Linked DNA regions of Homo sapiens: region 2 is linked to region 1. Evidence: read pairs that join two places in POLR2A ChIA-PET (ENCODE). Cell type or tissue: PC-3. All regions are shown on one strand.

Evidence for each region. ChIA-PET counts read pairs that join two places held together with the same protein. Peaks named below come from ENCODE experiments on the same cell type or tissue, not always from the same donor. Only the 100,000 strongest peaks of a DNase experiment are listed, where the experiment ranks them.
Region 2: POLR2A ChIA-PET joins it to region 1 with 5 read pairs; 1 of 35 experiments calls an interaction of 5 or more read pairs at or near these places.

The regions. Positions count from the first base shown.
Region 1 is chr6:37,322,373-37,326,372 of GRCh38, forward strand. All of the region lies in intron 12 of TBC1D22B (TBC1 domain family member 22B), which reads left to right. Among named protein-coding and RNA genes, the nearest start is that of RNF8, 30 kb to the right of the region's middle. In PC-3, a CTCF peak has its summit at 3,554 (motif pointing right); DNase peaks (open chromatin) are centred at 1,149, 1,939 and 3,559; H3K4me3 peaks cover 508 bases; H3K27ac peaks cover 3,182 bases.
Region 2 is chr6:38,506,810-38,510,809 of GRCh38, forward strand. The region is part of intron 6 of BTBD9 (BTB domain containing 9); the gene reads right to left. Among named protein-coding and RNA genes, the nearest start is that of BTBD9-AS1, 27 kb to the left of the region's middle. In PC-3, no CTCF peak of the experiment used is centred here; DNase peaks (open chromatin) are centred at 2,282 and 3,082; H3K27ac peaks cover 1,650 bases.

The DNA of each region.
Region 1 (4,000 bases):
CAGGTGTGATGGCACACACCTGTAATCCCAGCTACTCGGGAAGCTGAGGCAGGAGAATCGCTTGAACCTGGGAGGCGGAGATTGCAGTGAGCCGAGATCGTGCCAGTGCACTCCAGCCAGGGCAGCAAAGTGAGACTCTGTCTCAAAAAAAGAAAAAGAAAAAGGAAGTAAGCAAAGGGAACTTTTGAGGGAACAAGGCTGGAGCCTGTGAGTGCTGAGAGACCTGCTATCCCCATAGGTGTTTGTAATAAAAACATGTTTTTATTCCCAACACCCATTGGCAGAATATGCCATCAAGGCAGGTTGCAGTTGTCAGACTTGGGGAAGACTTCCCAAAGCAGATTAATGTCAGACCTCGGGACAGGAACTGGTTGAGTGAGTTCTGTGATGAGGAAAGGCGTGACAAGCCCCCTGTGGTCAGTGCAGCACCACATAATTACAACCCAAAACCAAGGGGTTACAACGGGGAGCAGGGGAACACCTCCAGAAGTCAAAAATTCACTGCACGTGTAGACGAGCATGAGCTGTGCCCAGTTGTGGGCACTTAGATGAGCAGCAGGCAGAAACTCTGTACAGAATAAAGCAACCCATAGGAGGCCTGAAAACTGACTCTAGGATAATATTTCTATGAAGAGCGTGTGCCTGAGTCAGAGGGGACAGGCGCCTGAGCAAATACCTGGTCACTCTATTCTAAAAAGTCATCTCGGGAAAGCAGCAGCAGCAGCAGCAGCAGCGAAGCCCAGAACATGGGAGCCCAGGAAGATGTCAGCAGGCGCCAGCAAGGCCTCAGAGGGCTCAGGATGGAATTTGAGAAGCACCATGCAGGGCACTCTGAGGACTAATAATCAAAGTTTCTTCAAATGCATAAAAAGATGCCAGTCGCAGTGGCTCATGCCTGTAATCCCAGCGCTTTGGGAGACTGAGGCAGGAGGATCGCTTGAGCCCAGGAGTTCGAGAGCACCCTGGGCAACATAGGGAGACCCTGTCTCTAAAAAAAATATTTAAAAATTAGCCAGGCATGGTGGCACACACCTGTAGTCCCAGCTACTTAGGAAGGTTGGGTGGGAGGATCATCTGAGCCAGGGAGGGCGAGGCTGCAATGAGCCATCAGTGGACAACAGAGTGAGTCTCAAATGAGTGAGTGAGTGAGTGAAATGACAAGGGGGTCAGCTGGAAGAAAATGTTGGAGAGATTCCCACTCTGAAGGTTTCTTTTGTAGGAGACAGGTCAGGGTTATTAAATAGTGCTAAGCCCATGGGATGTTCCAGACCTCAATAATAAAGTAAATGTAAATAAATCCCTTGAACCAGATGGCATCCACCCACCACTTCTGCAAGAACACAGGGGTGCGATTGTGGAACATTGCCGAATGGAGGCCCTGTCTTTACAGACATTTGGTGAATTGCCAGTTTGAATCCTTCACACAAGGGTTCAGAGGGAACCCTGGGAACTGAAGATCTTTCTGCCCAAAACAAGCTGGTGTGAGAAAGGGCACGGTTCCTAGACATGTGAACAAAAACAAGCCACTGAGGGGAACTCTGCACAGCTTTCTTTGAGAGGAAACTTTGCCAAATTCCTAGATTCAGGAAAAGCCAATGAATAAAAGTTTGACTCTCAACAAGCTTATATCATAGGGACATGTTTTTGAAAAGTTGTATAGGGACCAGAGGAAATGTTTTACTACCTCACTGATTCTCAGAATAGAAGAGGTTTGTTTTAAAGTATTTATTTGACTAGAAAGGCATTTTTACATGCTTGAATACACTATACATTTGCAAAGAAAGTTCCAGTACTGCAAAGTGATTCTAGATACAGTATCTTATTTAATAGCACATATTTAATGTTCTTTTGTTGCTCATCATTATACATCCTGTGTTTGGTTGTGCCAGCCCTTATTGCAGAGTAAAATTAGTCAACTCTTAGTCACCAGCTGGGTCACACTGGTGGCTGGGAAAGACCAAGAAGAGGCAGAGGAAGAGGTGGCACCGATGATAAAAATCCATTCAAGAATTTAGCTGTGACACATCTACAGCAGGTTCAAATCTCTCAGCTGTAAGACAAACTGGATACTTTATAAGGACTGTGGCCTATTATGCACCAAAATGCCTTACTGAAATTGTCTGGATGAGCTGCCTGCTGGGTCCAGTGATACATTAGTAAACGAAGAAGTTGAAATAGAAGGCTAACATATGCTTTGGATCGCTTGGCAGTGTGACACCAATATGGCATCAAGCCTTACTATGAGTCCAAGGACTTAATGACTAAATAAAAGTAAAAATGAACAAAAAAAAAAAGTGAATGCTTCTAGATTTCCTTCAAACAGCCTCTTTTATGACTTCTCTTCTTTTTGTTCCTTCTACTTTATGCCTTACTTCTCTTCTCACACCAGGGCAGGCAGTATATAGTCTAGTAATTATGAGCACATGCCCAGATTGGGCTCAAATCCCTGGCTAGCACTACCCTGTGACCCTAGGCAAGTTCCTTAACCTCTGTGCCTCAATTTCCTCATCTGTAAAATGGAAGTTAATATGTATCTCATAGAGTAGATGTAGGATTAAACAAACTAGTACAAAGTACATGTGAAACATCTAGAGCCCCATCTGTTATGTAATAAGTGCTCAATAAATAATAAATGCCGTTATACTGATTATCTTTGGTGTTCTTCCTCTTCCTCCTCAATTATTCTCCCACCTTTATTGGACAGTCTGCAGTGGAATTTTCCTATACCTTTCCCTTTTCAAAGTCTCTGCTTATTACCCATTATCTTTACCTTTGGCCTCTTACCTAATTGTTTTTTTTCCACCCATCACATGTGGCTCAAAGTCCTTCTCTGCCATATTGCCTTTTCCTGTGTGAATTTTCAGCAGGTACCTGTGCCTGGCCCTTTTCTGCTATTTCAGCCATTTCCAACTGTTTTCTACAAAGGGTGTTTGCTCCCTTTCTATTAATTGGGAATCTCTTTCTGATACTTGCCCTACAAGCTTTCTCCTCCTCCTGACTATAGTATCTCATCTGACTGCATGTGATACTTAAGTGCTCCCATGAACTGGCTTTGTAACAAATCTTCAGTTGTTCCCTGCCCCGGTAGTGTCTCTTCTCTGCCCCTAGATAAAAGCTCCTGATTTGTGATTAGCACCTTCATCCCCCAGCCATAATTATCGTTTCTACTTTTTTTTTTTTTTTTTTTTTTTTTTTGAGATGGAGTCTCACTGTGTCGCCCAGGCTGGAGTGCAGTGGCACAATCTTGGCTCACTGCCACCTCTGCCTCCCGGGTTCAAGCAATTCTTCTGCCTCAGCCTCCCATGTAGCTGGGACTACAGGGGCACGCCATGACGCCCAGCTAATTTTTTGTATTTTAGTAGAGATGGGGTTTCACCATGTTAGCCAGGCTGGTCGCGAACTCCTAAGCTCAGGCAATCCACCCAACTCTGCCTCCCAAAGTGAGTTTCTACTTTTTTAATCCACTGGGCAGGGTTTCCCATTGTTGCAGCATGAGGACAGCAGGTGGTAGACTAGGGTCGGGGCTAGAGGTGGGGATGTTGCAGTTTTAGGCATAGCCACCAGGTGGCAGAGTGGTTCCTTACGGCTAAGCATCACTTCCCTTGGGGGAAGTGGGGACATTCACTTGTGCAGGGGTGGAATTATTTGGAAGCTTTTGAGAGGTTTCTGTTAAGACTGGAAGAATTGGAAATTATAGGTAGATCTCATCTCAACAAAGAGTATTCTCGGCTGGGCGCGGTGGCTCACGCCTGTAATCCCAACACTTTGGGAGGCTGAGGCGGGCAGATTACGAGGTCAAGAGATCAAGACCATCCTGGCCAACATGGTGAAACCCAGTCTCCACTAAAAATGCAAAAATTAGCTGGGTGCAGTGGCGCGCACCTGTAATCTCAGCTACTCAGGAGGCTGAGGCAGGAGAATCGCTTGAACCTGGGAGTTGGAGGTTGCAGTGAGCCAAGATTGCTGCTGCACTCCAGCCTGGTGACAGAGTGAGACTGCG
Region 2 (4,000 bases), 1.2 Mb after region 1:
AAATCTTCCAAAGGCTTTCCATTTTTCCTGAATAAAATACAAATTAATACCATGGCATAAACGACCCAACTGGTCTCAAGTTTCCTATCTCTTCAGCACCATCTCATTTATACTGTTTTTCCCTAACTCACCTCACTATGGCCATAAAAACCTCCTGTTCCTGCTGGCTTCTAGAATAACCCAAGCTCTTTCCCATCCCAGAGCTAATGCACTTGACGCTCTCTCTGCATGAAATCCTCTTTCCTAGGCTCTTCTCACCTGTCTCCTTCACATCCTTCGGATCTCAGTTTAAAATAACACCTTCTCAAAGAGGCCTTTTCTGACCACACAATCTTAAGTAGGGCCTCACTGTTATTCCTGACCACAGCTTGCTGCTTACTTCCTTCAGAGCCCTTCTAATTCTTTATTTGCTATTCTTTTATTGGGTAGCTACTTCACTAGAATTAAGATCCATGTGGACTGGGATCTATTCTCAGCATGTAACACAGAGTGTGTCTCACAGAAGACTCTTACTAAATGATTACTCCAGGAAGAAATGAACAGAATGATCAAATTTCTCCTGTCTCAGCAATTCTTCAACCCCTCCACTCCCAGCTACCACCTATCTGCCTATTCTGTTTTCTCAAACTTTTTGAAACAATTGCCTATTCATGATTATTTTACTTCACACTCTTCAACCCTCTTCTCTCCATACCATCCAACTGCTCTCCCTTCTGATGTAACATGTTTGTTGTTAAAGCAAATGGAAATGTCTTACTGACCTCTCCGTGACATTTAATCCTGTTCATCACTCTTTCCTTCTCAAAAAGTTCTCTTGCCTTAAATGACAATTCACTCTTTTGATGTTCCTCTTACCTTTACCACTCCTTCTCAGTCTCATAAGCCCCCCTCTTCTCTTTTCCTGAAACGTTAGTGCTTCTAAGGATTCCATCCTAGACCTTCTCTCTATATATACACACTAAATCATCTCATGTACTTGTAGAGTTTCAGTTACTATCAATATGAAAATGTCTCCCAAATTTTTTTTTTTTTTTTTTTTTTTGAGACGGAGTCTCGCTCTGTCGCCCAGGCTGGAGTGCAGTGGCGCGATCTCGGCTCACTTTACGCTCCGCCTCCTAGGTTCACGCCATTCTCCTACCTCAGCCTCCCGAGTAGCTGGGACTATAGGCACCCGCCACCACACCCCCCTAATTTTTTGTATTTTTAGTAGAGACGGGGTTTCACTGTGTTAGCCAGGATTGTCTCGATCTCCTGACCTTGTGATCCACCTGTCTCGGCCTCCCAAAGTGCTGGGATTACAGGCGTGAGCCACCGCACCCGGCCATGTCTCCCAAATCTTTAGCCCAGATCCTGCTTCCATGCTTCAGACAATTTGCTCAAATATCTAGTTGACAACTCTATTTAGATGTCTTTTTGCCACTACCAACTCAATATATTTAAAGTGACTTTATCACCTTCCTCTGTCAAATTTGCCTTTTCTTGTGTTCCCATCTTAGTGAATGGTACCTCCATCCCTCCCATGACCCCAGGCTAAGAACCCAGTCTTTGTTACTTCATGTCCCTCAACCCCTCCCCCAAATAGACACATTTATTTTTAACCAAGTTCAGTGTGTTCTACAAATGAAGTTATTTCTGGAATTTGTCCACTTCTCTTCATTCCCCCGCCACTGGCACTTCTTACCTAGACTTTTGCAAGTCTACAAATTCTCTTCATATTTCTCTCAAAGCCATTTTTCACAGAGCAGCAGGAGCGATTATATGAAAGCATAATAAATCTTATCACATCACCCCACTACTTAAAACTCATCAATGGCTCCAAATGTCTACAGGATAAAATTCAAATTTCTTGGCCCAGCAGACAAAGCCCTGAATGATTTGGACTCTGCTTGCTTCTCCAGTCTCCCCTCTCACTGCTGCTTGCCTCCGCTTCTATGTTCCACCCACAAAAAACTACCAACTTCCCATGCTCTTTCTTCTTGCAGTCCATACATGTTATTCCCCCAAATCCAAGACAGGCTTTTGCCTTACATTCTGTATTCATACCCTCCCCACCCCTCCATCAACCGTAACCTTCTAAGACTAAGCTAGGCAATCCTCTTCTGTGCTCATAAACTATCCCAGAGCCCTACTTCAGAGAACTGTAATTTCCTATTAACTTGTCAGTAATCTTACCTACCCACCTTAGAACCAGTGAGTCAGAATCTCCAGGACAGGGACTCTAGCATCTGTATTTTTTAAACACTTACTTGTATAGCTAATGCACAGCCAGCACTGAGGGACAACTGTTTTACTTCCCTGAAGACAAGAAGTGTGATGTTTACTGTTGTAACCCAATACCCAGCATAGTGCTGACACATGGAGGTTACTCAATAGGGGGAAGGGGGAAATGATTATACATTTAAAATAATCCTCAAGAACAAGTTTGGATGTTCTTCTGCACAAGGGTAAAAGGACATATTACCAGGAGTGCAATTTTTAAGAATGAAATTTCTATTTTACTTTCAGTGTTAAGTTTTTCTTTGCTACTGCTAAACAATGTTCTCTTTGCATCAACTATAAGTAAAGAATGGCAGCTAAGATATGTTAGTCCTAAAAAGTTCAGTACAAATCAGCTGTCACATCTATAATTCTGCATATTTTGCCTTCTTGACCTTATAAATACTGGCTGGAAAGGCACAGGTCACAGAAAAACATCAGCTATTTGAGCATCTGTACTTTCTCAAAACGCAGTGAGAACTCCTGAAATAAAGCACTGAAGTGGGTTAAAATGGTTCTGAACCTTTTAGAGACAAAAATAACTACACAATACTTTAGTAGCAAGCATGTATAAAATATAAAAAAAAGGCATAGAATTAACACTTCCGAAAAGAAAAATCTAATAAAACTGAACTCAGGGAAGAGGCACTGCACAAAACAGGGAAGAAACATCTTTATATTTCCCTCATTGCCCTGAACACAGCAGCCTCAGTATATATTTGTTGAATGAATGCTTGATAAATGATAAATAAACACAGTTCTGAAGGGATTACTCATATTTTCCTATCCTGATCAAAGAGCTGGCTACCCCCAGCTTCATGTTTCATCAAAAAAATATTTATCAAGTGTCTAAAGCTACCTGGTAATGTGCTAGTACACAGCATACCAAAAGAACCACAAGAGCTGGCTTTTGCATTTCAAAGATTACTATGCAAATCCTACAGTTGGCTTTGTCTCCCAGCACTAGCACCACCAAAAAACACACAAACTCCACAGTCTAGCCACATTCCCTAAACACGCCATGTTCTTTCATGATGCCATCAGTTTTCACATACTGTCATGCTTAACAACTGGGATACATTCTGAGAAATGCAATTTCATCATGGCGTGAACATCATAGAGTATACTTACACGAACTGGATGCCATAGCCTACTATACACCAAGGCTAGATGGTATAGCCTATTGCTCCTAGGCTACAAACCAGCACAGCATGTAACTGAACTGAAGACTGTAGGTAACTGTAATACAATGGTATCTGTATATCTAAACACAGAAAAGGAGAGTAAAAATATAATTAGCACTTACCATGAACAGAGCTTGTAGGAATGGAAGTTGTTCTAGGTGAGTCAGCGAGTGAGTGGTGAGTGAATGTAAAGGCCTAGAACATTACTGAACACTACAGCTGACTTTATAAATACTGTGCACTTAGGCTACACAAAGTTTATTTTTAAAATTTTCTTTCTTCAGTAGTAATTAAACTTAGCTTACTGAAACTTTAATGCTTTATAAACTTTTAATTTTTAACTTTCTGAATCTTTAAAAATAATACTTAGCTTAAAACACAAACATTGTATAGCTGTACAAAAATATTACCTTTATATCCTTATTCCATAAGTTTGTTTTCTATTTACATTTTTTAACTTTTGAACTCTTTTATTAAATACTAAGACATAAACATATATATTAGCCTAGGCCTACACTGGGTTAGGATCATCAATATCTCTGTCTTCCACCTCCACATCT